Linked DNA regions of Homo sapiens: region 2 is linked to region 1. Evidence: chromatin loops called from intact Hi-C (ENCODE). Cell type or tissue: heart left ventricle. All regions are shown on one strand. Each heading gives the region's core, and the rest is flanking DNA. Links, peaks and the distances in the headings are about the cores only. Region 1 overlaps DNAI2 (dynein axonemal intermediate chain 2). Region 2 overlaps TTYH2 (tweety family member 2).

Region 1 (13,838 bases), core at 4,080-12,079:
TTCCCGGGCTCCTCAGACCCCATCTTTTTGGAAGCTGCTCAAGGAGCCTGTGCTGAATGAAGCCCTCCCTGGCTCCTCCAGTCCTGGAGGGTTGTCAGGTCACTAGCCCCCTCTGCAGAGCACCACTGTGTCCTCGATGCATTTGGCCATAAAGATCCTGAATGTTTGTTTACAGAGAGAGTAAAGAAGACCCAGGGAGGGGATGCAGGGTGGCCCACCCAGATCACTCATGGGATGGGCAGAGCCTTCCCTGGCAAGACAGTGACATTTGTCATAGCATTGTCCAGGCTGGTGTCCCTGAGAACTCAGAGCAGGTGACCAACCAGCACTCAGGAAGTTACCTGGCAGTCGGTGATGTAACTCGTCCCCCTACCACTGGTGGGTGAGCTCTTTGAGGGGCACGAGCTTGTCTGACATGGGTCCATCGCCCACGAACTGAGCTTTAGTAGTTATTCACTTCACTGCGGACTGAATGCACAAAGGCTGGTCTCCTGACTCCTGGTCCAGTGCTCCCCTCGCGTCTCTGAGCATGACCCCCTCCATCACGCAATGCCCTTCCTTGTTTACTGTTCTGTCTTAACTTCTGGGCTAGACTGAACAACCTCCACCAGCAGGGCCTGAGCCTACAATGGTGCTGTGTCCTCAGCATTCCAAATGGAAAGAACAGCTGAGTGAGGTAGGGGAGGGGCACACTGAGGGGAGGGCCTTTGTCAACGGGCTCAGATGTCCTCTGCAGCTGGTGAACCTGCCCCTATAGAACTCCCAGGTTTTAGGCAGAGGTTGCAGTGAGCCGAGATCATGCCACTGCACTCCAGCCTGGCCTACAGAGCAAGGCCCTACCTCAAAAAAAAAAAAAAAAAAAAAAAAAAGAAAAAAGAAAAAGAAAAAAGAAAAGAAAAGAAAAAAGAACTCCTAGTTTATTTATTTATTTCTCGAGACAGGTTCTGGCTCCATTGCCCAGGCTGGAGTGCAGCAGTGCGATCTCAGCTCACTGCATCCTTGACCTTCTGGGCTCAAGCAGTACTCCCACCTCAGCCTCCCACGTAGGGACCACAAGCACACACCACCAGGGTCAGCTAATTTTTGTATTTTTGTAGAGATGGAGTCTCCCTATGTTGTCCAGACTGGTCTCAAACTCCTAAGCTCAAGTGATCTGCACACATCGGCTTCCCAAAGTGCTGGGATTACAGACCTGAGCCACTGCACCTGGCCCCCCAGCTTTTTTATTTTTATTTTTTTAAAAAACATATTGTTTTATTATGCAGTTTTCTTCTACCAGAAAATTACTAAAATGATAAATATAAAATCTCTAGAAAATACCCAGAACATGGCCAGGTGTGGTGGTTGAGGCACGAGAATCACTTGAACCTGGGAGGCAGAGGTTGCAGCGAGCCAAGATCATGTCACTGCACTCCAGCCTGGGCAAGAGTGAGACTCTGTCTCAAAAAAAAAAAAAAAATCAGCCTGGCTTGGTGGCATGTGCCTGTGGTCCCAGCTGCTCAAGAGGCTGAGGCTTGAGCCCAGGAGGTGGATGTTGCAGTAAGCTGAGATTACACAACTGCACTCCAGCATGGGCAACAGAGCAAAACGATGTCTCAACAAAACAAAACAAAAACCTGGGCTTCAAGTTGGGCGTCAAGGGCAAGTGGAAAGACCAAGCTTGAGAGGTCCAGAGAAGAAAGTATTCAAGCCGACTGCACGCCGCCCGTCAGTGAGCCAGAGAGAAAGGCCACCCAGATCTGAGTGGCCCATCGTGCCTCTAGCCTCAGACTTCATGGTGGGCTGCAGGTGGACACTCTGGGCCTCAGAGTTGGAGCCCTGGGTTTGAGTCCCAGCTTTACCAGGTACTAGGACTCACAACCTAATCTCATGAAGACTCATCGTGTGTGTCTGGCAAGTACGGATAATAACATTACCCCACGAGATGGTTGTAGGCGACTGCACAAGCTTATTAAATCAGGCAGCCACAAGTGTCCAACACACAGTGTGCACCCTGCAAGGGCCAGGCATGGAGGAGATGGCCCTAGTAGTGATGTGGCTGCATGTCTAGCACTTGGCCTAGAAAGCCTTGCCTCTGGGACAGAATGTTTTCCTGAGCCCTCGCCACCCCAACCTCCCTGCCCAGTGCCTTGTCCTCTGGGGAGGGGGTCAGTGGAATTGTCTCCTCCTTCCATCAACATTCATCTCTCAGCCTTGAGCTAGGGTTGCCCAGGTATGTTCGAGGCCAGGGCCTCCCAAAGCCCTAGGAATGATGGCCCATGACCCCGAAGCAAACAAGTGACACCCCCAAGGGGGAACCAGGCCTGGGCTGCACTAAGACGTAAACCAAGACTCAGCCCAAACCAAAAGCCAACAACAAGGGAAAGTTGTCTTCTTACTCTAGCGAGGAAGTCTTCCTTTACTGCTTCTAGGAAGCTTCCCTCCTCTAACACATTTGCACTATGCTCAAACTGATATTTCCTGTTTTTCTTTTCTTTGTTTTTTTTTTGAGATGGAGTTTCGCTCTTGTCGTCCAGGCTGGAGTGCAATGATGCGATCTTGGCTCACCGCAACCCCCGCCTCCCAGGTTCAAGCAATTCTCCTGCCTCAGCCTCCCGAGTAGCTGGGATTACAGGCGTGCGCCTCCACGCCCAGCTAATTTTGTATTTTTAGTAGAGATGGGGTTTCTCCATATTGGTCAGGCTGGCCTCGAACTCCCAACCTCAGGTGATCCGCCCGCCTTGGCCTCCCAAAGTGCTGGGATTACAGGTGTGAGCCACCGTGCCTGGCCCTTTTTTTCTTTTCTTATGTAGGGACAGTGTCTTGCTATGTTGTCCAGGCTGGTCTTGAACTGCTGGGCTCAAGTGATCCTGCCACCTCAGCCTCCCAAAGTGCTGGGATTACAGGTGTGAGCCACGGCGCCTTGCCTCACATTGATATTTTTCTTCTTTTTCTTTCCTTCCTTCCTTCCTTCCTTCCTTCCTTCCTTCCTTCCTTCCTTCCTTCTTTCCTTCCTTCCTTCCTTCCTTCCTTCCTTCCTTCCTTCCTTCTTTCCTTCCTTCTTTCCTTCCTTCCTTCCTTCCTTCCTTCCTTCCTTCCTTCCTTCCTTCTTTCCTTCCTTCCTTCCTTCCTTCCTTCCTTCCTTCCTTCCTTCCTTCCTTCCTTCTTTCCTTCCTTCCTTCCTTCCTTCCTTCCTTCCTTCCTTCCTTCCTTCTTTCCTTCCTTCTTTCCTTTTCTTTCCCTCTCTCTCCCTCTCTTTCTTTCTTTCTTTCTTGGTAAAGACTGGGCGGGCGGTGGGGGGGGTCTCATTATGTACCCAGGCTGGTCTTAAATTCTTGGCCTCCCAAAGTGCTGGGATTACAGGCGTGAGCCACCCTGCCCGACCTGAACTTTGATATTTCTTTGTCATTCTCAGTGACTGAACACCGAGACCATGCTTGTGCTCTGGTTTTCCAAGGAGCCTGCTTTGACCTCATTTTCCTCTCCAGTACCTCTTCCTTCCCCAGAGGAAGGCAGGTGACCAGCCTAGGGACCCCGTGCCAGGCAGGGCCAGGACCTGGGTTGGAGTCCAGGCCTCCCGATGTTGGTCCTGGGCGTGACCTTCCCCACAAAACAGGGCTTTTCTGGAATTGTTCTGTCAAAAGATTGCCCTCTGTGTTCAGCTGGGCCACTGGCCAAAAGATGACTTGGTGCCATGATGACTATGGTGTCCTTCTTCGAGAAGCTCTGCTGCCCCCTGCTGGAAAGTTGTTGTAAAGGCCACACACGTCTAGGATGGCTGCAGTGAGGGTGGCCTCCCTGGGCTGGTGCTGGGTTCCACGAGCACCTGATATCCTAGCAATGGCCTGTCTTTAGCCCTGGCTGCCCTGTCAATGCAAGTCGGGGAAGGGACAGCAAGGGACACTCACCAAAGTAGATTCGAACTCCAGGGAGATGGCCCCCAAGGCATTTTCCAACTGTTCCTTCTTGGTGATGTCCAAGATCACAACTTCAGTGGGCTCGCTCATCTTTCGGATGTCCCACCACATGACCTGGTGGGAGGAGGGGCGACAGTGAGACTTCGAGGCCCTGTATTTCCCCTGGCTTTTGCCTTCTCCGCCCTCACCCCACCGTCCTGGGGTCAGCCACTGGGCCACAAAGGATGGAGCTCCCGGCAATTCGTGGGAGCAAATACACTTTGAGGATTGCTGTTCTGTCCACAGTTCCCACACCTGGCTGATCATCAGAGTCGCCGGCAAGCTTCATACAACCCAGATGCTGAGGCCTCGCCCTCGACCTACTGAATCAAAACCTCCAGGTGCAAGGCCAAGAATCGGTATATGCCAAGACTCCCCACAATAAGGCAATATCCGGCAATGTTAAAAATGCATGTGTGCTCCGACCTAGAAGTCCCACTGCCAGCAATGTCTGCTGTAGATATATCCCCGCATGTGTGCAACAATCTGTGTATAAAGATGCTCTTTGCTGTATTTTTTGGGGGGTAGCAACAAAATATTAGAATCCATATATAAATTATGGTACACCCACATGATGCAGTTATTAATAGGCATGGGGCAGCGGTGTATGAAATATGAAACTATCTCCAAGGTACACACAATGGAAAACATCGAGTACAGAATAGTGTGTGAAGTGTGCAAAAAGAAAGAGTAAAGAAGAGAGAGGTGTGTTTCCTTGCATACGCAGAGACTAGCTCTGAAGGCAGACATAAGAGAGGGAGGGAGGGGAGGAGGTGCAGGCAGAGGTGAGAGGAAGGCATTTTCTTTTTTGCACCCTTTAGATTCTGTTCCGTGGGCATGTATTATCACTACTCAACTTAAAAATAAAGTGTTAGGCTGGGCGCAGTGGCTCATGCCTGTAATCCCACCACTTTGGGAGGCCAAGGCGGGTGGATCACCTGAGGTCAGAGTTCGAGACCAGCCTGGCCAACATAGTGAAGCACCATCTCTACTAAAAATAAAAAATTAACCAGGCATAGTGGCAGGCGCCTGTAATCCCAGCTACTTGGGAGGCTGAGGCAGGAGAATTGCTTGAACCCGGGAGGCAGAGGTTGCAGTGAACCAAGATCGTGCCATTGCACTCCAGCCTGGGCAACAAGAGTGAAACTCCATCTCAAAATAAAATGTGTTAAAGGAAATGTCCCCAGGGGTTCTGATGGGGAACCAGGGAACAGTTACTGCCCCTCCCTTCCCTCCTCTCTCCAGTGTCTGGCTGGTGGGTACCTGCCCATCCGTGGAAGCTGAGAAGCACTCGGTGCCCGTCTTCGACTGCAGCCAGATGGTGCCATACACAGGGTCTCGGTGGCTGGACTCAATGGTGGATAGCTCCGCCACCAGGCTGCCCTTTCGGGTGTCCCAGCAGGCTGGTGAGGAAGGAGATGAAGAAGGAGTGGAAGGGGGCACAGGCTTCCTTCCTTAGGGCAGGGAGCAGGGGAGAGAGGGGGCTGCTGCTTCTGGTTTGGCAGGTATGTGGTTTTCTAGAATCAGGGCTTGGTTCAAATCAGCCTGAGTTTCCTACCAGCCTCTACAGACTCTCTGGAGAGACTCCCAGAGTGCAAGCTTCATTCAGTTCCTTGAGCCCCTCCCAGGCATTGACTCCCTACCCAACACTTGGCCCTGGGCAAGCCTCTGGGGATAGGACAGGCATAGTGGCAGGGGAACACATGAGGGTGGTCAGGGAAGGCCTCCTGGAGGAAGTGACAGGTAGCTGAGATGGAAGATGAGCCTCAGGATGGAGGGAGCCAGGCGAGAGGAGAGCCGAGTCCCTAACGTAGGGAAAAGCACGTGGAAAGACTCCATTTAGGTGAATCTCTCTGCTACATTAGCCCATTTCCTCTTATCCTTTGTACCTCTGCTGCCTCTGTTGGAAAGAAACTCACAGAGGAGCTTTAGCCTTTACTGTGATCTGTTATTAGTGCTTTGCCAAGAAAGATGGAAAGGTTATCTGTCCTTTGTCCTGTTAGATTTCGTTTCCATTTTCCCATGAATGCACAATGAGGGCTCACCCTGTCACTCAGAGCTGTTTCTAGGAAAGGCCGTTTTGTAAAATAACAAAAGTACTTAGCTCGTAAGCTTTGACTTAGTATTTCTCCAAGTTCAAGGCATTTTCCCTGAACTCAGCTGGCCCAGAAATATGTTTTCTTAGATACGCCTGCTCAGCCAAGCACAGTGGCTCATGCTTGTAATCCTAGCGCATTAGGAGGCCGAGGCAAAAGGATTGCTTGAGCCCAGGAATCCAAGAGCAGCTTGGGCAACATAGTGAGACCCCGTCTCTACAAAAAATTTAAAACCTAGCTGGGCATGGTGGCACATGCTACTCGGGAGGCTGTTACTCGGGAGGCTGCCTGCTACTCGGGAGGCTGAGGTGGGAGAATTGCTTGAGCCTGGGAGGTTGAGGCTGCAGTGAGCCATGATCGTGCCACTACACCCCAGCCTGGGTGACAGAGCAAGACCCTGTCTCAAAAAATAAAAATAGGCCAGGCCTGGTGGCTCACACCTGTAATCCCAGCACTTTGGGAGGCTGAGGCAGGTGGATCACTTGTGGTCAGGAGTTCAAGACCAGCCTGGCCAACATGATGAAACCCCATCTTTACTAAAAACACAAAAAAATTAGCTGGGCGTGGTGGCAGGCACCTGTAATCCCAGCTTCTCAGGAGGCTGAGGCATGAGAATCACTCGCACCTGGGAGGCAGATGTTGCAGTGAGCTGAGATCATGCCATTGCACTCCAGCCTGGGCAACAAAGCAAGGCTGTCTCAAAAACAAAACAAAAAATAAAAATAAATAAAAATAAAAGATAAGCCTGTTCTACTTTGGCAAAGCAGTGCTCAAGAGTAGGTCCCACTGGGTCCCACATGGCCCTAGAGGGGCCCTTCTTGGAGCAGCGGAGCACCAGAGTCTGGGCTGGTATGAGCTGGCATGAAAAACCACTGAAAGAGGTTATGAATAATGACTGAGTCAAGGCTCTTGAATTAATCATGGCAAAGTGGCTCTGCCTCAGTCTTTTAGAGCTCTGGCACCCAGATAGTTTGGCAGGGACGTTTATGGGAGCCCGGGTCTATTCCATAATCTGAAAGCTCCCCTGGGCAGGAGGCAGCAGGTCTGAGAGGGAGATCGGGGCCTTAGGAAGCAGCTGACTACAGACAGCTTCAGAGGAGGAGTTTCTCAGCCATCCTGGCTCCCACTCCCGAAGAAGCAGCAAAAGTATAAGAACATACAGAGCAGAGAGGAGTGGGGAATGCTTTTTACGCCCAGGGTCAAGACTGGCCTGGGTGTAGTCATGGGTTGGGTGTCTGGCGACTCCAGGTTCAGGGGAACAGAGCAGGTAGGGACATTCAGAGCCAACCCAGGCAGGTGACTTCTGATCTCACTGGAGATTAAAAAAAAAAAAAAGCAGTTTGGGCTGGGCTTGGTGGCTCACGCCTGTAATCCCAGCACTTTGGGAGGTCAAGGTGGGTGGATCACTTGAGGCCAGGAGTTTGAGAACAGCCTGGCCAACATGACAAAACTCTGTTTCTATTAAAAATACAAAAATTAGCCAGGCGTGGTGGCATGCACCAGCCTCTGGGGAGGCTGAGGCAGGAGGATCGCTTGAACCCAGGAGGCGGAGGTGGCAGTGAGCTGAGATCACACCACTGTACTCCAGCCTGGGTGACAGAGCAAGACCCTGTCTCAAAAAAAAAAAAAAAAAGTCTGGGCACGGTGGCTCATGCCTGTAATCCCAGCACTTTGGGAGGCCGAGGCAGGCAGATCACGAGGTCAAGAGATCAAGACCATCCTGGCTAACACAGTGAAACCCCGTCTCTACTAAAAAAAAAAAATACAAAACATTAGCTGGGCGTGGTGGCGGGCACCTGTAGTCCCAGCTACTCGGGAGGCTGAGGCAGGAGAATGGCATGAACCTGGGAGGCGGAGCTTGCAGTGAGCCAAGATCGTGACATTGCACTCCAGCCTAGGTGACACAGCGAGACTCTGTCTCAAAGAAACAAACAAACAAAAATCAGTTTTCCAGGTGTGCCATCAGCAAAATCCGTGAAGTAAGGACCTCCAAAAATTCTCTCCTCCATAATAGCAGTGAGAAAACTGGCAAAAATGGTCAGAATCAACTTTTTCAGAACTCTGGAAATTAGCCAGAGGCTTAGGGCAGTCGGGAGAATGTTTATTCAAGAAAAACAGCAGAATCTTGGTAAGAACAGTGGCATTTTCACTTGCCCTAGTTAAGATCGCACACTCTGCAGTTCCGTGGTGGCCTTGAAAATTCACATTCTGCACTCCTGATGAAAAACAGCAGCCTGGCGCCACAAGAGGGAGCAGAATGAGGCTGGAGCTCCTTTCAAGTCTCATGCCCAAAGAACTGTCATTATCTGACCGGTCTGGTGGTTCCCTGATAAGGCTCCTCTTGCAAGGTTGGCTGTAATTGACTTGGTTCAGCCTTTGCCTGGTGTGAAAAGTCTTTTCATCAGGGTGTAATTGCAGGCAACTGACTAACTTTGCAGCTTCCTGAGGCAGTGGATAACAGGTGGGGAAAGGAATAGACCTACCGAAAAGCTTAAAAGGAAAAGCTGGGCCGAGTACAGTGGCTCACGCCTGTACTTTGGGAGGCTGAGGCAGGACTGCTTGAGGCCAGGAGTTCACAACCAACCTGGTCAACATAGCAAGACCCTGTCCCTATTTTCTTTCTTTCTCTCTCTCTCTCTCTCTCCCTCCCTCCCTCCTTCCCCCTTCCTCTCTCTCTCCTCTCTCTCTCTCCTCTCTCTCTCTCTCTCTCTCTTTAAAGGCAAGATCTCACTATGCTGCACAGGCTAGTTTCAAACTCCTGAATGCAGGCGATCCTCCCGCCTCAGCTTCTCAAAGTGTTAGGATTACAGACGTGAGCCACTGTGCTCAACTTCTATTACATTTAAACAACAAAAGTAAATAAGTAAAAGGAAAAGCTGAAGCATGATGTGTCCACAGGGCTTTGAAAAGATCTGACATATTCCTGGGAGTCTAGAAGGTCACAAGCATGGATAGAGCTGTGTGCACGCCCAGAGCTGTGTCATGCTCAGGAAAACCGATAAAGCCCTAAACTCTCTGGCTGACCTCATCTCTGCACAGACACTAAGGCAGAGTTGACAACTGCCTGGCTGAGTGTAAAGGCATGCTCACACACGCACACAGAGCCCCTTAGCAGAGAAGGGGAGATTTTTTGGTGACAAATGCTTAAGGAAATCTTTGTTCAATCATTAACTAATCACTAAGCTAAGCAGAGACTATAAGTGGTCACACGTGACAGGGAATACAGACTTTCCAGAACTAGCTAAGAAAATGTATTAATGAAACAAAGAACAACTACAACAAACAGCAACAACACAAACTCTGGGAGGTATGTCAATCTGATTTGCAAAGTTGCCACATTAAATCATACAAAAAGTATAGTTTTTAATAAAAAAAAAATTATAAGACATGCCAAGAAATACAAATGTATGGCCCAAACACAGGAATAAAAAAGCAATAAATAGAGATTGTCCCCAAGAAGCCCAGATATTGGACTAACTAGACAAAGGCCTCACATCAGCTATGCTAAACATGTTCAAAGAACTAAAGGAAGTCACATCAAAAGAACTAAAGAAAAGCATGAGATGATCTCTCACCAAATAAAAGATACAAATAGACAAAAATCATTATCATTATTATTTTTGAAGACAGAGTTTCGCTTTGTTGCCCAGCCTGGAGTGCAGTGGCACAATCTCAACTTACTGCAACCTCTGCCTCCTGGGTTCAAGCAATTCTCTTGCCTCAGCCTCCCAAGTAGCTGAGATTGCAGGTGCACTCCACCTCACCTGGCTGATTTTTTTTTTTTTTTTTTTAAGTAGAGATGGGGTTTGACCATGTTGCCCATGCTGGTCTTGAACTCCTGAGTTCAGGTAATCCACCCACCTCAGCCTCCCAAAGTGCTAGGTTTCCAGGCACGAGCCACCACATCCAAATGAGACAGAAATTATTTTTAAAAGAAAGAACAAAATAGAAATTCTGGAGTCATTAACCAAAATAAAAATATAGCAGAGAAGCTACAGGATGGCATATTTGAGCAGGCAGAAGAATCACTGAACGTGAAGATGGGTCAATTGAGATTATGTAGTCTGAGGAATAGAAAGAAAAGAGAACAAAGAAAAACAGAGTCTAAAGACCTATGGGACACCATCAAGCATGCCAACATACACATAATGGAAGTCACAGAAGGAGAGGAGAGAGAGAAAGGGTAGGAAAGAATATTTGAATAAATAATGGTTGTAAATATTCCATATTTGATTTTTAAAAAAATAATCTACACATCCAAGAAACTCAATGAATTCCAAGTGGGATAAACTCAAAGATATCCATACCTAGAAACATCATAATCAAAGCTGAAGACAGAGACTCTTGAAAGCAGCAAGAGAAAAATGACTCATCACATACACAGGATCATCAATAAGATCAATAGCTTAAGTTGAGTGTGGTGGCTCACGCCTGAAATCCCAGCACTTTGGGAGGCCAAGGTGGGAGAATTGCCTGAGGCCAGGAGTTCAAGACCAGCCTGGGCAACATAGCAAGACCCTATCTCTACAAAAATTAAAAAATAAAAAAGTAGCTGAGTGTGGTGACGTGCACCTGTTGTCCCAACCACTCAGGAGGCTGAGGTGGGAGGATTGCTTGAGCCCAGGAGTTTGAGGCTGCAGTGAGCTATGATCACAGCACTGCGCTCCAGCTTGGGTGACAGAGTGAGACCTTGTCTCTAAAAAAAAAAGAAAAGAAAAAAAAAAAAGAAATGATAAGGGAATTAAAATGGTACACTAGAAAATACGTGGCACAAAAGAAGGCAGTTATGGAGAAAGAACAAAAAGATGTAAGACATATAGGAAAAAAAAGCAAAATGGCAGATGTAAACTTTATCAGTAATTAAATTAATGTAAATAGATTAAACTCTCCACTTAAAACCAGAGATAGATAGAATAGATTAAAAGGAAAAAACCACGATCCAAGCTGGGCGTGGTGGCTCATGCCTGTAATCCCAGCACTTTGGGAGGCCGAGGTGGGCATATCGCTTGAGGCCAGGAGTTCGAGATCAGCCTGGCCAACATGGTAAAACCTCATCTCTCCAAAACTACAAAAATTAGCTGGGCGTGGTGGCATGCACCTGTAATCCCAGCTACTCGGGAGGCTGAGGCAGGAGAATCGCTTGAACCCAGGAGGCGGAGGTTGCAGTGAGCCGAGATCACGCCACTGCACTCCAGCCTGGGTGACAGAGTAAGACTCTGTCTCAAAAACAAAACAAAACAAAACTATGATTCACTTGTATGCCAGCTACATGTAATCTACAAGAGACATACTTTATTTTTTTATTTTATTTTTATTTTTTTGAGATGGAGTCTCGCTCTGTCACCCAGGCTGGAGTTCAGTGGCATGATCTCGACTCACTGCAATCTCAGCTTCCCAGGTTCAAGCGATTCTCGTGCCTTAGCCTCCCAAGTAGCTGGGATTACAGGTGCGTGTCACCACACCTGGCTACAAGACATACTTTAGATTCAAAGAGGCAAACAGGTTAAAAGTAAAAGGATGGGGAAAGATATACCATGCAAATGGTAACCAAAGAGGGCTGGAGTGCTTATCTCAAAGACAGACTTTGAGATGAAAAATGCTACTAGAGACAAATGAAGACATCATATACTGATAAAAGGGTTAATTCACTAGGAAAACTTAACAATTATAAGCATGTGCATGTACCTAATAACATAGCCTTAACATACAGGAAGCAAAACCTGACAAAATTGAAGGAGAAATAGACAATTCAACAATAATAATGGCAGACATCAGTATCCTACTTTCAATAATAGACATAATTACTACGTGAAAGATCAACAAGGAAATAGAAGTCTTGACCAACACTATAGACAAGACCTCCCAGACAACTATAGAAAACTCCACTGGACAGGCCAGGTGCGGTGGCTCACGCCTGTTATCCCAGCACTTTGGGAGGCCGAGGCGGGCGGATCACGAGGTCAGGAGATCGAGACCATCCTGGCTAACACGGTGAAACCCCGTCTCTACTAAAAAAAAATACAAAAAATTAGCCCAGCGTGGTGGCAGGCACCTGTAGTCCCAGCTACTCGGAAGGCTGAGGCAGGAGAATGGCGTGAACCCAGGAGGCAGAGCTTGCAGTGGGCCAAGATCGCGCCACTGCACTCCAGCCTGGGCGAAAGAGCAAGACTCCGTCCCAAAAAAAAAAAAAGGAAAACTACACCGGACAATAAGCAGAATATAGTCTTCTCAAGTGCTCATGGAACATTCTCCAGGATAGACAATATGCTAGGCCATAAAACAAGTCTCAATAAATTTTAAAAGACTGAAATCAGGCCAGGTGTGGTGGTTCATCCCAGCACTTTGGGAGGCCAGCCAAGGCAGGCGGATCCCTTGAGCCCAGGAGTTTAAGACCAGCCTGGGCAGCATGATGAAACCTTGTGACTAAAAAAACTACAAAAATTAGCCGAGTGTGGTGGCACATGCCTGTAGGCTCAGCTACTCGGGAGGCTGGGGTGGAAGAATTGCTCGGGCCCAGGAGGTCGAGGCTGCAATGAGCAGTGATTACACCACTGCACTCCAGCCTGGGCAACAGAGTAAAACTCTGTCTCAAAAAAAAAAAAAAAAAAAGAAAAAGAAAATGATTATAAGGGAATACTGTGAACAATTAAATGTCAACAAACTAGACAACTTGATGAAATGGAAAAGTTCCTAGAAAGACAGAAACTACCAAAAGCAATTAAAGAAGAAACAGAAAATGTGAAGAGGATCTATAACAAATAAACAGACTGAATTGTAACTTTTAAGCTTCCAATAAAGAAAAGCCAGGGACCAGATGGCTTCACTGATGAGTTCTACCAAACATTTCAAGAATTAATAGCGGCCAGGCATGGTGGCTCACGCCAGTAATCCCAGTACTTTGGAAGGCCAAGGAGGGAGGATCACTTGAGGTCAGGAATTTGAGACAAGTCTGGCCAACATAGTGAAACCCTAACTCTACTGAAAAAAGACAAAATTAGCCAGGCGTGGTGGCATGAGCCTGTAGTCCCAGCTACTCAGGAGGCTGAGGCAGGAGAATCACTTGAATCCGAGAGGTGGAGGCTGCAGTGAGCTGAGACTGCACCACTGCACTCCGGCCTGGGCGACAGAGCGAGACTCCATCTCAAAAAAAAAAAAAATTAATATCAATTCTTCACAAACTTCCAGAAGGGAATACTTCCCAACTCATTCTATAAGGCCAGTATTACCCATATCCGTTAGCATGTAGGTTTCCCAGAAACCTCTCCCAAAATAGGGCTCCCCAACGCTCTCATCATCCCTTTATGGCGGCCCCTAGTCAAATATTCTCTGATTTTACTTGAACTATAGTTTTTTAAAACTGTTTATTTTGAGCTAATTTTAGACTTACAGTAGTAACAGGAGACACTGCTGAGGTGTCAGCCAAACCTGCCTCACCCGTGTCTGCAGTTGGTCAGCTATGGGAGGCCCTCACCCCACTTAGTCTTCTGTGGCCGAGCCCAGGCTGCCATGTGGGCTCTGCCCTATAGCAGCAGGATTGGCTCTGACTATGAATCTGGGTCCCGGCCAGGTGTGGTGGCCCACACCTGTAATCCCAGCACTTTGGGAGGCCCAGGTGGGTGAATCACCTGAGGTCAGGAGTGCGAGACCAGCCTGGCCAACATGGTGAAACCCTGTCTCTACTAAAAATAACAAAAAAATTAGCCAGGTGTGGTGGTGGGTGCCTGTAATCTCAGCGACTCGGGAGGCTGAGGCAGGAGAATCACTTGAACCCAGGAGGCGGAGGTTGCAGTGAGCCAAAATTGCACCA
Region 2 (16,066 bases), core at 4,922-12,921, 53 kb after region 1:
CCTCCCAGGACTCTCTGGCCACGCGTGTCTCCTTGAGACTCCTCTAAAACGCGGTCCCCAGCCTGCCTCCTGCAGATCATTCTGGCCCATTCCCAGCTTCACGACCAGCTCTTCCAGGCTCCCCACCACGCTGACCATGCGCATGTGGGTCCCCACTACCCTGCGTCCTCTTGCCTAATCCGCTCACCAGGTGCCTGTACACCATGTGTCCCTGCCCATCTCCTCAAGGGGACTGCAGGCTCCCTGAAAACAGTGACCCCATGTATCCTTCTTGCTATTCCTGGGGCACCCCTCCCAGCACCAAGAACTCTCCTCATTCCAGATCGCAAAGTCCTGGTGAGAAGAGAGGAGAAGGGAGGCCAGACTGTGGCCTGAGGGCTGTCACCACCCTGGGCCCCAGCTCTTGCTCTGGGCCCCACCGAACTCCTTTGGAGGGTCTGTGTGGACTCTTGGGGAAGCTTCTGTAGAAGTCAGCCAGCCTGTTGGGCTGAATGCCCGGGCCCTCTGCTGCCCTCCTCAGTCCTGGGTTATCAGCTAAATCGTAGAGCAGAGGCCCCTGTCTGCTGCTCTCCCAGAACTCCAGGCTGTGGGAGGCTCCCCTCCTTACTAGGCAGCCCACCTGGTGGTGAAGTGCTTCCAGGCCCTTGGCCCTGCACAGATCATGGTGGAGAAGGCGAGGGCGGCCAGGAAGGAGAAGAGGCCAAGGTACAGCAAGCCCTGGAGGCCGTCGTAGCAGATGCCAGCAAGAGCGTCCAGATAATCCTGGAGGAAGAGGAGGGACATGCAGCTAGTGAAGGAGCGGGGGCAAAGCCTGCGGGCCGAGCTCTCCTCTGGAAGTCCCTCTCCCCCGAGCCTGGACCTGGGGTCTCCTGGCTGCTCCCCATCCCGAGCGCCTTGCAGCACCATTAAAGGTCCACACTCTGGAGCCTAACACAATGGGGCTTCTTGGGTTCACGCTGGAAACATTTGCTGAGCACTTACTGTGAGCTGGGCACTAAGAAGCTGGCTCTGAACAGGGCGGAGGAGGTTGCAGGGTGGGGAACCAGAGACGGGGGCACTGAAGCTGAGGCCAGGATGGCAAGAAGCAGCACACCTTGAGAAGAGGGGGCAAAGGGGACAGGCTTGGCCTGTTCAGGAAAGAGAGAGAACATAGGCCAGCAGGGGCTGGGTCGTGCTGGGCCTTGCAATGCGGGAGAGGAGTACGGACTTTTAAAAGGAGTCAGAAAGACATTGGAGGGTGTGGGAGTGGAAGGGATGTGATCCAACCTAGTCTGCAAAAGGACTGCTCTGGTTGCATGTGTGAAAGCTCATGGGTGGTGAGGGGGCAAGAGAAAGTGGGAAGAGGCCACTGTCTGCTGGAGGGGCAGGACCGGATCGTGGTGGAAGCCATGGAGAGAAAGAGAAATGGATGGATTCAGGGTACAGCTGAGAGGAGAGCTGCCAAGACTTGCTGGGGATTAGATGTAGAAGGGGAAGAAGAGAGGAGACAGGGGTGACTGCCATGTTCTTAGCTCTGAGGTCAGACTACCAGGATCTAAACCCAAGCCCCTGATGTGCCAACTCGGGACTCTTCAGTAAGCCACTTTATAAATACACGCACACACACCCCCCACACACATGCACCCCCCACATGCACACACACATGCACCACACACACCACATACATGTGCACACATGTGCACACAACACACATGCACACACACCACACACATCACAGACATGCACACACCACACACACGCACACACCACACACCCCACACACACATACAGGCACATACACATGCACCACACACACGCATGCACAGCACACATGCGCACAAGCATGCACATACCACACACATACATACACACATCACATATGTGCACCCACACAACCGCAGAAACACACCACACACGCACAGACATATACACCACAAGTGCACACACACGCACACACACACAGACACACGCACGTGCACACACACATAGCTGTATCTATGGATCTATCCATACACACGCACAAGCAAGTCAATTTCCTAGGAAATAACGTGTGGTTCACAGTATAACTGTGAGAACTGAATGACATACTGGATATAAAATGCACAGAACAGGGCCAAGCATGGAGCTGACAGCTGTGATGATGACAAAGACTGTCTGCACTAAATCCATCTGGGATGTGAAAGCTGTCGCCATACACTGGCTCACTGCTTTTGGGTGGGGGGCTCTCACGTGCTCCCCATGTGTTCCCTGCATCATTGTGTCTGTCTGATATTCCAAGTTCCTGGAAAGAAGACTCTGGCAATGGGATTGGGACATCCACTTGCAACCCAGGGAGACAGATGTGTTGAGGAAATGGCTAGGAGTCTGGACAATGGGGAACAGCCTCCCTTGCATTGTTCAGGGTCCCCCAGTGACCCAGAGCCAACCGCATCCAACCCTCCCATCCCGAACCCCTGGTCCCTTGTACTGAGTCTCCCTGTCTCAGCCCCTGGAGAAGCCAGGCACCCCCTCCCTTCCCATTATCTGGCTTCAGTTCCATTCCTGGGCCGGAAGGGGACCCAGGCCATCGCTCCCCTCGGCCTCTACCGGCTTTTCTCTGGAAGGTGTGGCCTGCTGGGTGCCCTCACACTCTCCACGTGACCCCAGGGTCCCCATGCACCTTGTGCAGCCCTCGGCAGTCCACCATGGCGGTCAGCTGGTGAAGGCTGGACTCTGAGGAGTTCAGCAGGAGCTGGATTGCAAGCAGGTCTTCCTGAAGCGGGAAGAGAGCGAGAGAGGCCGAGGGGCTGTGGAGGAGAGCTGGCGGAGAAAACCACCACAGCAGCTGTGCTCAGGGGCCTCTAGAGCCAAGGGAGGGAGCCGAGTCACGGGGGCGGGAGAACAGAGAGCCAGCAGCAAGCTGTGCACAGCCTGGCCCTGGGGCCGGGGCAGGGGAAAGGGCTGTCAGGGTTCATCTGGGGCTCCCCTCTTCCTGCACAGCTGCCTTACCTCTGCAGTGGAGAAGAGGGGCACGGCAAACTGCAGCAGCCCCGCGACCTGGATCTGCATGGTGGTAAGTGCGCGCTGGAAGGTGGTCAGGGTCTGAGCCAGGAAAGACACAGCCCCACAGTGAGGCTCCGTCTCCCAGGAGCCCCACAGTGAGGCTCCGTCTCCCAGGAGCCCCACAGTGGCTGAGGGGCCTATGCTCCTGCCCCTCCCACCCCCCCACCTGGCTGCAGCTGCACAGGCCCCTCCACTTGCAGGAAGTCTCCCCCTACTCCTCTGGCTTCTTGAGAGCTGCACAGTCTTCTCCCTGCTTGCAGCTCAGATGTGGTCTTTGGACCAGCAGCCCTGGCCTCACCTGGGAGCTTGTGAGTAGTACAGAATCTCGGCCCCACCCCAGAGCTCCTGGACAGCATCTGCATGGGAACTAGCTCCCGCATTGAGCTGCATATGTGTTAACCACCAATCTAGAACCCACGACCAAAAGCACGCCCCCCTCACAGAAGCAGCTAAGGAGAGGACCACAGTGAGGCAAGCAAGGCCCTGCCACCTCCGCCATCTTGGTCAGTGGTGAGGCTTAGGGTCAAGGGGGAGCGGCTGTGGGCAGGGTGAGGGCAGGCCTCGGGGGGCCATACCTGCTGGAAGGGGCTGCTTCCACTCTGGCTGCAATACAGGTAGTAGCGAGTCACCTCTGCAGGGCAACGGCATAACGTTAGGCAGCTCACAAATGACCAGATGAGATCTCTATCATCCTTGGTGGCCAAGCCAGACCTCCCTCCCCGTCCCTGAGCTCCCAAGGGAGGCACTTTCTAGGAAATGGCCTAGAGCATGAGCTGGACTTGAAGTTCAGGGTTGAGGAGGGGTTGGATGGCTACAGGGCTGAAAGAGGTAAGTAGGGGCACAGAGTCCGGCCACCTATGCATCCACAGCAGCAGCCTGAGAGTGTGTAGTTACCTGTGCTGATCTGGCCCTCCGTGACGTTCAGGATGAAGGTGTCAGGAGCCACACAGAAGTCACTGGTGGCCTGAGTGAGGGAGAGAGGGACGGGGTGGAGGAAAATCAGGTATCAGGACAGCGGGGCCCTGGGAGGAGCCGGGAGCCCATCACCCCAGCCCCTTGAGCTCCCTCCCAGGTGGCAAAGGACAGTCTGGAGCCAGCCTCCTGGGTTCAAACCTGGCTCTGCCCCTTCCTAGCTCTGTTGCCTTGGACAAGTTACTTATTCTTCCTGTGCCCCGGTTGCCTCATCTGTGACATGGAGATGATAATGCTATTCACCCAATGCAAGTAAAGTGCTCAGAAAAGTGACTGGGGCAGAGCGCATGCTGTTACTCTTATTCCCGAATGCCTCTTCTGGGACAGACCTTTGGGGGCCAGCATCCTGGGCCCCAGGGCAGCTGCAGGCTGTGTGTGTGGGAGTTCGTTACACCATGGCCTCATCTGCTGTTTTACATTTTGTCTTGCTATGATCAAGTGCTACAGGGACGGGTGTTCAATCTATGAAGCCTCCCCCAAACTCTTTCTAAAGAATGAGGTTGGTGCTGAAGCATCTGTGAGCCTTGGGTGCAGGTGCTCACCTGCCAAGACATGGGGTGGGAAGGGCATGGAGCTGAGAGGCGGCTGCCACTTATGAGCTGGAGGACCTGGCCCCACAGCACGGCCTGGCTAAGTGATTGCTAAGGCCCATGCGGCAGGGTGGGAGCAGACGCAGGCCCCAGGAGAGGCGGCAGCAAGGACATGGCCTCCAAGCCAGGCGCACCCCAGATCTGGCCTGGGGTGCTCTAGGGACTGGATAAACTGGGGGGCCTCCGCCTTCCAGAGCAGCCAGGGAGAGCTCAGGTCCTCTGGCCTGTTCCTTAGGGATGTCCCCCTCCTCTGGCACATGCTCCCCGGGCAGGGGACCCCTCTGAGTGCCCTGCTCTGCCGGTGGCCCCGTCCTCCTTCAGGAGCCACTGCCTCAGGGGTCCACAATAGAGCATCACTCACTAACTTGCTAAGTTGATAGACATTTATGGAGTACTTACTCAGTGCCGTGCAGGGTTCTAGCACCTAGAGGTTAGTGCATCACAGCACTTACGGTCTAGAAAATGTGTGTATAGCGAGGGTGCGGAATAACACACCCCTCCAGATACAGAGCTTCCCGAGAGCCCCACATGCACGCACGCGCACACACACACACACGCATGCACGCACGCACGCACGCACTTAAGACCCTGGGAGAAATGCTTTATACACAAACCACCAGCATTCATAATACATCAACCTGGCCTATTATTACCTATCAGAGCTGCGGCGCCAGCAGGCCTGGTGGTGTGCCCCCACCCCCTGGCTGGAGTGACAGAGAGTGCAGCCAGGCCCAAGTGGAGGATGGGGAAGCCTTGGGGAAATAAAGAGCGAGGCCACCATCTCAGTTTGGGTCACCCCCAAGAAGTTTGGGAACCAAGAAAGGAGAGGGACAGGAGGCTCCAGTCCAAGGCTCCACAGTGACATGGTCTTCCTCCTGCCTCTCTCCTCCTTCCCCTCCCAGGCCAGGCCTGCTCTTCACACCCCTTGGCCACCCTGGAGCCTCCATCTCCTGGGATAGGTGCATAGGATGGTTTGGGGTGTGGGACTCAGTGAGGAGTCAACTCTCCTATTAATGAAGACAAGCACCTGTGTGCGTGTGCATGTATGTGTGTGATGCCCTTGTGTGTGTGCATGTCGAAATGGTCCACCCAGATCTCATCTTGAATTCCCACATGTTATGGGAGGGACCTGGTGGGAGGTAACTGAGTCACGGGGGCAAGTCTTTCTCACGCTGTTCTTTTGATAATGAATAAGTCTCACAAGACCTGATTTTTTTTTTTTTTTTTTTTTGAGACAGAGTCTCACTCTGTCGCCCAGGCTGGAGTGCAGTGGCGTGATCTTGGCTCACTGCAACGTCCACCTCCCGGGTTCAAGCAATCCTCCTGCCTCAGTCTCCCGAGTAGCTGAGATTATAGGAATGCACCACTATGCCTGGCTAATTTTGTATTTTTACTAGAGATGGGGTTCTGGCATGTTGGTCAGGCTGGTTTTGAACTCCTGACCTCAGGTGATCCCCCTGCCTCAGCCTCCCAAAGTGCTGGGATTACAGGTGTGAGCCACCACACCTGGCAGATCTGATGGTTTTAAAAACAGGAGTTTCCCTGCATACGTCCTCTCTCTTTGCCTGCTGCCATCCATGTAAGACGTGACTTGCTCCTCCTTGCCTTCCACCATGATTGTGGGGCTTCCTCAGCCATGTGGAACTGTGAGTCCAATCAAACCTCTTTCTTTTGTAAATTGCCCAGTCTTGGGTATGTCTTTATCAGCAGTGTGAAAATGGACTAATACACGTGTGCATTACTCATGCCATGGTGATAGGGATGGCAGGAGAGGGGACAGGAAGGAGGTCACTGAGCATAGTTGGGGCAGGTGGGAGAGGCTGCCCAGTAACCAGCCCAGGTGATGGCTGAGCCTGCAGGCAGCTCCTGAGAATGGAGGTGTGGGTCTGAAGGGACCCCCGTGACCCTAGCATGATGACGATGAATGCACAGGAAGCCAGTGGTGGCCACTGTTTATTGGACATTTTCTGTGTGCCTCCCAGGATGAACCCACTCATCTTTCCCTAGCAACAGCCCTTTGAGGTAAGTCCTGTTATTCTCTGTGTTCACCTAGGAGGAAGCTGAGGCACAGAAAACCTCAGGAACTTTCCTGGGTTTCCACTGCTGGGAAGGGGTGAAGGGAGGATGTGGGCCCAGACAGGGTGGCTGCAGAGGCCACACTCCCACCCTCTGACTCAGGGGCAGGCCTGGCTGCCCCTTAGCTGGAGGAATCCCCTGAAGTTCTCTGTCCCCAGGCTCGGTGGCCAAAGCACTTGTGACAGCCATTGCCTCCTCCCTCACAGCTGAACCCATTTCCTTCCCCTTCCTTCTTCCAGGGCTTCCCAGCCTCTCTGCCTGCTCTAGCCCCTCACCCCAGACACCTCCTGACTCGCAGTGCTGACCACGAGGGGTGGCCCCAGGGCCTGGAAGCTTGGAGCTCCGCTGCTCCCTCCTCTCCCTGCCTCACCCAGAGCAGATCTCCAGGGCAGTGCTCTGTCCTCATGGAGTCCTTTCTAGGGACAGGGAGGGGTAGGGGTCGGGGGTGGGGAAGGGAGGCCTTGTCAATCCTCTGGCCCCATGGCTGTCAAAACAGGCCTCAGAGAGCAGGGTGGCATTGGGAGGCCACACAAAAGCTCTCCACAACAACCCCGGGACAGCCGGCCGCCCTCCCCGCCCTCCTGGCTCCTCCTCACCCGGCTTCCTATTAAAATGCAGCAGCATCTCCAGCCCGTCAAAAGCCCATTCAGCTCCACCGCCTGCTCCCCATCTCGCACTCAGGGGCCTGACTAGAGGAATTAGGGAAATGGCCTTTCTCCCCAGCTCCCCGCATTCCAGGGCGCCCAGCTGGGAGATTAAATGGCCTCTGGTTTTCGTGAACACTGAAGCCTGGTGAGAGGGAGGAGCCCCCACTGGGAGGGGCGGCCACCACAGGGCAGCTCACAGCGGCAAGCTGGAAGCCACCGCTGCCTCCAGAAGGCAGAGGCTGCCCAGAAAGCGGGATGGGGCCCTGGAGGAGTTCGCCGTGTGCTCCCTGCAGCTTCCCTGTGCGTGGCCCTGGCCCCAGAGGAGAGGCTGGAGGCCAGGCAGCTGCCTGCATCACCCTGGCCAGCAGTGGCACTGTTTACAGCCGTCCCAGCTCCTGCATGCTTTCAAACATGACTTGGGCCTTTTCTCGACCATTCCTTGGTCCGTGGTCACTGCACTGGGGTGGCAGGAGGCAAAGACAGAAAATGCCCCCTCTTCTCCCTTCTGCACAAGCCTCTGCCTAAGGTGCTAAGTCAGGCAGTGCCAGAGTCCCTGAGGGCATTGTGTCCACGCCCAGAGCTAGTGGCCAGCCCCCAAGTCACTGGACGAGGTGTGAGTGTGGTTAGGGAGCTTCTTGTACAAGCCACCCCCATCTTATCCTATCAAGCCTCAGGTCACTATGGCAGAACAGATGCATGTCCCAGGGTTAGTCTGTGGACTTTGAATCAGTGAGGGGTTCCTTGAATTCCCCTGGTAAACTGTGTTCTCTTCTATCACGTGCATGTGCATGAACACACACACACAAACACACACACACACACACACACACACACTGCACCTCCACTGTATCAAAGCCTGGGGTTGCAGTGATCTGCCTATGAGTCTTGCTTCCAAAGGCTGGAACTTTGTCAACAGCAAACATCACGTCCTCTTGGCTTCCGCAACCCCAGGCAACTTGTACCATCGAGTGCCACCCAGCAAACAATGTCAGCTGAGTGAATGAACAGCCTCATGCACACAGCTTAGCGCCAGTGTTAGGTCCTTTAAAGATCATGTGGACCCGCATAGGAAGCCCCCAACTTTTTTTTTTTAAGCCATTTTGAGACATCACATCCAGAAACATACAGCATGTGTGCTTCAGACCGCGGGAGTCCTGGGACATTGGGATGGAAGGCAAGTCAGACACCACATTCTACAGTCCCAGGGCCTGGGGAGCTGGCAAAGCAGCAGCTTCTGATGCGGGAGGGATTCCCCAGTCTGAGGCTTGGACCCCTACCCATTCTCAGGAGACCCGGTCAGTTCTTCACACCCAGAGAGAAGCGCCCTGGTCACCCAGGCACGCCTAAGCCTAAGCACGTGTAAGCCTAAGCATGCCTGGGCAGCCGGGGGCTTCTCTCTGGGTATGAAGCATGAGTGTCTTATCCTGGCTCTGACCCTGGGCAGTCCCCTTCCTTTCTCTGGGCCTGTTTCCCCATCTGTAACGAGAGGGGCCGGTTCAGATGACGCAAGTCCCTTTGGTTCTGAGATTCTGGGATTCTAGGTTAGGAGCTGGGACCGGAAGCTGGCCCTGCTTGGAGACACACCAGAGTGTCCTGGCAGACCAACCACCACCCACCACCCACTCCCTCCCCCAACTCACCACTGCCGCAGAGCCATCAGCGGCCAGGGATGCCCAACTGAGGAGCAGGCTCAGTGCCCCACAGCACAGCATCCTAGGAGAGAGGCAGGCGACAACGTTGGCAGGCGGGGTCCCCTTCCTCTCAGCCATCACCCCACCCACCCTGCCCCCAGACCCTTGCAATGGATCCAAAGGCAGCCTCAGTCCCTGCCCTGACGTGGGCCCTGCTCACTACTAGGAAAGGACCATGGAGCCCAGGTCCTTGAGGCTAAAGAGACCCAGGCGTGAGAGCACAGGCTAAGGGGGCAGTGTTGGCTAAGACGGCCAGAGGCTTTCATGCACGGACCCATGTTTCTTAGCTGCTCAACAGAGTCAGGCCCAGAGAAGGAGGAAAGCCTAATGCTTGCTCGTTTGGTGACCAGATGGTGAGTTGGTGGCTGCTGTCTGTCTCCTCTGCTGAGTGCTGAGGACGGGGCAGAAGGTGGCCTCAGGCAGCCTGGCTATTTTCCCCACACTCTGGAGCTGGCCAGGCCCTCGTCTCTCTCTGATGATGGCATCCTGCCCAGCTCTTTGTCCCAGGTCCACGGGTAGGGATACTCACGAGGCCAGGAGACACTTGGAGCGCTTGGCCAGTCCCAGGCAGGCAATGAGGCAGATGACCAGGTCCAGGATAAAGAGCAGGAGGTAGGAGAGCCACCTGGGTAGAGGGGCAGGGATGGTCAGGAGCAGCAGGGTGGAACTTCTGACCTGCTGGCCACGTGAGAGGCCTGCACGGCAGCCCTGGGACACACTGGACCCTCTACTATGGACATGCTGCCCAGAGCCAGCAAGCACCCAGCATGCGTGGGCTGAAGCCTCGGGAGCTGCACCCCCACTGCTGCCTGGACAAAGCTGTCAATTCACACCCCCTGCCTTCACCTCTAGGCTGAGTGTCAAAACCAGCACTGTGCACTAGAACTTTCCCCAGTGGAGGAGCTGTTCTAAATCCCTGCTGTCCACTCTCTTCTTTGCCACTACCCACAGGTGGCTACCGAGAACTTGAAATATGGCTTGTGCAACTGAAGAAATACATTTTAAACTTTACTTAATTTTAATTAATTTCAATAGCCACACATGGCTGGGGCTACCACCCTGGACAGCACAGCTCTGAAGTGTCTTTCTGCGGCCTCCCAGCAGGCATCGCCTAGGACCCTGCTTCCCTTTGCTTCTAGAACTCTCAGACAGCATCAGACCAGCCAAGGCCTGATGTTTATAGCCACAGATCTAACACAGCCCCTAAGGTGCCTGCCTCTTTGACAAACACTCAGCCTGGCTCCCCAAGGCCTCCCATCTTGCCCCCTTGCTGGATGGGATCCATAACTTAAGACTTTTAGGTTCAGGACAGGCGCAGTGGCTCACGCCTGTAATCCCAGCACTTTGGGAGGCCAAGACGGGCAGATCACTTGAGGCCAGGAGTTCGAGACCAGCCTGGCCAACGTGGTGAAACCTCATCTCTACAAAATATACAAAAATTAGCCAGGTGTGGTGGCGGGCACCTGTAGTCCCAGCTACTCGGGAGGCTGATGCAGGAGAATCACTTGAAACCAGGAGGCAGAGGTTGCAGTGAGCTGAGATGGCGCCATTGCACTCCAGCCTGGGCCACAGAGTGAGACTCCATCTCAAAAACAACAACAACAAAAAACTTCAGGTTCATTTTTAAACAACATTTGTGCCAGGCACTGAGCTTGGCACCAGGGATACCCAGGTGAGTGGGCTCGTTTCTGACCATCAGAGGGCTCAGTGTGGAACCCGGGAGTCCAGGTCAGGGTACCTACAGCCCTGCAGACCTCCAGCCTCCTCCAAGCCCTTCATTCCTCTGGCCTTTTTGTCCCCAGGGCTGGACTGATGGGGAAAGGCAGTCACACCCCAGCTGGGAGACCTTGGTAAGCCACTTCACCCCTTGAGACCTTGGTTTCCATATCTGTAGAGGGAGCTGGAACCCCTCATCTCACAGGGCCAGAGGAAGGATTAAGTGCTTGCTAAATATAAAGGTTGATGGGGCAAGGCAGCCAAGGACTTCAAAGGCCCTGCCCTCCTGCTTCTCCAGAGAACAGGCTGAAGAATCAAAGTATCTTAAGCCAACGGACACTGAGAAGACCCCAAACAAAGTGCCCTCGTTCCTTTCCCTTCCACACAGGTCCCCAAGGTGGTCCTCACAAGGCCCAGTGGTCTCCCCTGGCAGCCATGCCCTTTACCCTGTGCTGGGCACCAGCGGGAGAGTGGACAGAGGAGGGGCGGGCACAGAGACAGGGGCTTCCCCGTCCCCAAAGAGGGAAGTATTTGGATCATTATTTCTCTTGCTGCAAGAGCCAAGTAAAGTCGCTGACCTCTCCTCTCCAGCAATGGTTTTCTGCTTCACTGACATCATAAAGGGGAAGACGGAGTTTGGAGCGTGGGCAGGGAGTGCCCTGGAGCTGGCAGAAAGTGGCAAAGAGGCTCCGAGGGAGAGAGGGGAGGGAGCAAGCTGGAGGCCTGGCAGCCAAGGGAGGTTCTTTCTGACTCCCCGAATTGAGGCTTACTGCCAAAAGAAGGGGACTAATCAAAGTCCTTGTCTCTGCACGAGCAGGGGGCAGCACACACTAGGTCTCTGGGGTTCCCCGGAATGGAGCCGGGGGCTTTGGGGAGTGGGCAGAGCCTGCTGCCACCAAGAAGCCAGTTTCCTTAGACTTAGCTCAGAGCTGGAAGGAACCTCGCAAACCATCTAGTGTTTGGATCACATTCTTATTTTTACACGCACACACACACACACACACACACACACACACACACGTATTATAAATACCGGGTCTGTCTATGTTGTCCAGGCTGGTCTCAAACTCCTGGACTCAAGAGATCCTCCTGCCTCAGCCTCCCAAAGTGCTGGGATCATAGGTGTGAGCTGGATCCCATTCTACAGATTAGTACAGATTAGAAAGCCAAGGCCCCTGGTGGGGAGAGCCTGGCCCAGAAATTCCACATTGTCTACATCAAGCTTCCTGCAAGGGACACAGCCAGCTACAGGGCACCTCTCGAAATACCCAGTTCATGTTTCAAACTTAAAGATTTCTTCTCACCACTCGCCTCCGCTCTGCAGAGCAGCAGGAAATCCAGTTAGGGGTGCTTCTAACCCACTCTCTGTGGCTGTGATTCAATGTATTTTCCCTGCCTCCACGCCTCATGTTGTCAGGGGTTCCTGGAAACATCTCCTCTAGGCGGATGTGTTTTCCCAGAGGAGCTGGGCGAGGACTGGGGGATGTATTCCTAACCAAGAACTCGGCTCTGCCTGCCAGAGCCACTCCCACCCCGGCTCCCTCTTCCCTCAACCGTAGCCTCTCAAAGAGAGGAGCCCCTTGGCTTTTTATCTCCTCCAATACTTCGCCCCGCCTTGTATAAAAATGCTAGGAAATATCTGCTTTGCTGCATGGTTATGCTCAAGGACTATCCCAAAAGCAAAGACAGGGGCCCTTCAGGGGAGGGCTTTTTTTGCAGAGCAGCTCAGGTGAGAGGAGAAGCCACAGATGGAAGCAAAGACAGGAGAAGGGGTAGAATATCACTGATGTTCAGGCGCCATAGGTGCCAACCTTGGACTAGACCTCTGCTTTTTTTTTTTTTTTGAGACAGAGTCTCACTCTATTGCCCTGACTGGAGTGCAGTGGCGCAATCTCGGCTCACTGCAGCCTCCGCTTCCTGGGTTCAAGCAATTTTCCTGCCTCAGCCTCCCAAGTAGCTGGGACTACAGGCGTGCGCCACCACGTCCAGCTAATTTTTGTATTTTTAGTAGAGATGAGGTTTCTCCATGTTGCCCAGGCTGGTCTCGAATTACTGGCCTCAGGTGATCCACCCACCTCAGCCTCCCAAAGTGCTGGGATTACAGCATGAGCCAAACCTCTTCTGCCTCAACCCGAATAAGCAGTGGGGAGTTGGGGATGGACTCACAGGGGGTCCTGTCAATCACCCACGCTGAAATAGCTGATGTGCAGTTGACACCATCCTTCCACTATTTTAATACCATCGCCTTAACAATAAGCCGCCTTTGATATGTAAATTCTGACTTAATTCCATCAGTGTCATTAACAAAATGCCCACATGAGGCCCTTAAACATACACAGTCCTCTGCTAGGTGTGCTCAGAGAAGAGTGACGTTAAAATGGGTCCTGCCCCTGCCTGACATAAGATTTCGAAGGCTCAGGCAATGAATGGCCCATGCATCAGGAGAATCATCAGACACCCCTGTTTTGGGGCCACAGGAGGTCACAGACAGTCCTTAGAGCTGGCAGTTTCCTTCTGTCCCTTGGGAGGGAGGCTCTTTTGCCCATGAGCATCCATCTGCTGGGGAGTGGGGCCAAGGTCCCTTCAATCCAGAGCATCCAGGACATGGCGGAGATGCAGGGACTGGACGGGCTGGGGAGGCAAGGTGTGGGGAGGACCCCCAGAGCTGGGGACTTCATGAGCTCCCTCTGCTCAGGGACCTGCCACCTCCTATTTTTGGGAAGGGGAGAGGCCCCTGGACTCAGTCCAGCAGTGACCTCCTGGAGTGGGGCTTTATGACACAAGGGGACACAAATCCAGAAAACAGAAGTAAGTTGTGCAACCCTGAGCTAAAGGCTCTGACGTTCATCAATGGCTTGAAGAGGAGCCAACAAATGGAGGGTGCGGGGAGGGATCCAAAGAACTGACACTCGCTCCTCCTGACTCATGCTTCCCCTCCCCACGTGCCTCCTCCATGCTAGGCCCGGGCCCTGGGAGCACAAGCCCAGGCCATCATTCAGCCGGGAGCCCTCCAAAGGCTGGGGCTGCTGCCTCCTTCCTGTGCTTTCCACGGAGCAAACTTCGCTGGACCCTGCACCTGGAGAGGGGCAGCAGGTCCCTGCTCCGCCGATTGTGTCCAGTGCCTCTGGCTAGGCTGGGATTTGGCAAATGGGGAGGCAGGGGAGATGTAAACAAAGCCCCAGAGGTCAGATGACACGGGCATGAGTTTGTACACCTAAGTGAGGGTGGTGCCCCTCAGTCCCCATCACTCAGGTTCTACATAAGTGAGGCTGGTCTGGGCATGGTGGCTCATGTCTGTAATCCTTGGACTTTGGGAGGCTGAGGTGGGAGGATTGCTTGAGGCCAGGAGTTTGAGACCAGCCTGGGCAACAAAGCAAGACCCCTATTTCTAAAAAAAAATTTTTTTTTTTTTTTTGAGATGGAGTTTCCCTCTTGTTGCTGAGGCTGGAGTGTGATGGCATGATCTTGGCTCACTGCAACCTCCACCTCCTGGGTTCAAGCAATTCTGCTGCCTCAGCCTCCCAAGTAGCTGGGATTACAGGCATGCGCCACCACGCCCAGCTAATTTTGTATTTTTTAGTAGAGACAGGGTTTCTCCATGTTGGTCAGGCTGGTCTCGGACTCCCGACCTCAGGCGATCTGCCTGCCTTGGCCTCCCAAAGTGCTGGGATTATAGGTGTGAGCCACCAGTCCCAGCTGCAAAAAAAAATTTTTTTAAACTAGCCAGGTGTGGTTGTATGCCTGTAGTCCCAGCTACTCAGGAGGCTGAGGCGGGAGGATCACTTGAGCCCAGGAGTTCAAGGCTACAATGAGCCATGATCACACCACTGCACTCCAGCCTGGGTGACAGAGTGAGATACTGTCTTAAAAAGAAAGAAAAAAAAAGTGAGTCTGGGGACACAGCCTCATTCCTCCCTTGTGCCTCCTCCACGCTTAGGCCCAGGCCCTGGGAGCACAATGACTTGTAGGTCAGAGCCTCCCCTGATGGCAACTTCTTAGCACCCTTAGCCGGGTGCTCATCTCCTCAACCCCCCATAACCCTGTGGCTGTGTCTGTGGATACAAGAAATCCTGTCCCATGAACTCTGGCAGGCGAGGAACCTATGAAGCATGTGGCGTTTCCACCCTGCACCAGCCACGAAGAATGCTAGTCCCAGAGAAGCACCCCACCGTGTGCGGGAGGCTGAGGCCAGGTCCAGCCTTTGGCGCGGGGAGTGTGAGCACATCCCTGTCCTCTGTAGCCTCTGCTGCCTATCTATTAAGGAGGCTATCCTGCATGCTCACCACGTGGCCCCTGTAAGCCCCCATGTTCTCCTGATTTTGGCCAATGGCTTATCAAGACTTTCTGGTGGGCTGGGCATGGTGGCTCACGCCTGTAATCCCAGCACTTTGGGAGGCTGAGGCCAGTGGATCACTTGAGGCCAGGAGCTCGAGAGACTAGCCTGGCCAACATGGTGAAACTCTGTCTCTACTAAAAATACAAAAATTAGTCTGGCGTGGCGGCACACACCTGTAGTCCCAGCTACTTGGGAGGGAGGCTGAGGCAAGAGAATCTCTTGAACCCCGGAGGTAGAGATTGTAGTGAGCTGAGATCGTGCCACTTCACTCCAGCCTGGGCAACAGAGCAAGACTCTGTCTTAAAAAAACAAAACAAAAAAAAAATACTTTCCAGTGGCCCTTCTCCACCTGGAGCTCAACATGCAGGTTTGGATAAACAAAGCTGATGTAGCCGCTGCTGCCCCTCCCTCTGCCTCCCACCGGTCCTTCACCTGTAGTACTCCACGTAGCCAGTCTGGTCGGATAGCTTGGTCAGCTCCATGGTGACCTCCCTCCACACGGGCAGTCCTGAGAGCTGAACAACAACGCTGCCCGCCATCTGCTGTATGAACTTCAGGGTCTGCAGGTAATCGCCCCGGGCAGCAAAGATCTCACTGAGCCGGGCCAGGTGCTGCTCTAGGTCCACCTTCATCTTCTGGGTAGTTCCGGAAACCTAGGGAGGAGCAGGGGGCAAAAGCCATGGAGGTAGAGCTTCTGATTCTCATCCCGGAAGAGGTCTTTGCAGGCAGCAGAAGGTGGCCTGGCCAGGTGCGATAATTACGCTCATGCCTGTCATCCCAGCACTTCGGGAGGCTGAGGCAGGCGGATTGCTTGAACCCAGGAGTTTGAGACCAGCCTGGGCAACACAGTGAGACCCTGTCTCTACAAAAAAATATATAAAAATTAGCCAGGTGTGGTGGCATGTACCTATAGTCCTAGCTACTTGGGAGGTTGAGGCAGGACAATCACTTGGACCCGGGAGGCGGAGTCTGCAATGAGTCAAGATCGCACCATTGCACTCCAGCCTGGGCGACAAG

The links. Hi-C counts contacts between places; a loop is a spot of excess contacts. Peaks named below come from ENCODE experiments on the same cell type or tissue, not always from the same donor. Only the 100,000 strongest peaks of a DNase experiment are listed, where the experiment ranks them.
Region 2: a loop joins it to region 1, with 4 times the contacts of the local background. A loop is called at or near these places in 7 of 110 quality-filtered maps.

Annotation. Positions count from the first base shown.
Region 1 is chr17:74,291,218-74,305,055 of GRCh38, reverse strand. It overlaps DNAI2 (dynein axonemal intermediate chain 2), which reads right to left. Exons shown (of 14, transcript NM_023036.6): 7 at 5,199-5,338; 8 at 3,888-4,010. Among named protein-coding and RNA genes, the nearest start is that of DNAI2, 24 kb to the right of the region's middle. RefSeq lists a silencer at 8,261-8,495. In heart left ventricle, for the core only: a CTCF peak has its summit at 8,273 (motif pointing right); a DNase peak (open chromatin) is centred at 8,295; H3K27ac peaks cover 1,669 bases.
Region 2 is chr17:74,236,930-74,252,995 of GRCh38, reverse strand. It overlaps TTYH2 (tweety family member 2), which reads right to left. Exons shown (of 14, transcript NM_032646.6): 4 at 15,482-15,702; 5 at 9,527-9,622; 6 at 8,947-9,019; 7 at 3,916-3,985; 8 at 3,597-3,652; 9 at 2,968-3,060; 10 at 2,639-2,731; 11 at 620-762. Among named protein-coding and RNA genes, the nearest start is that of DNAI2, 29 kb to the left of the region's middle. RefSeq lists an enhancer at 7,220-8,114. In heart left ventricle, for the core only: no CTCF peak of the experiment used is centred there; DNase peaks (open chromatin) are centred at 9,465 and 11,384; H3K27ac peaks cover 334 bases.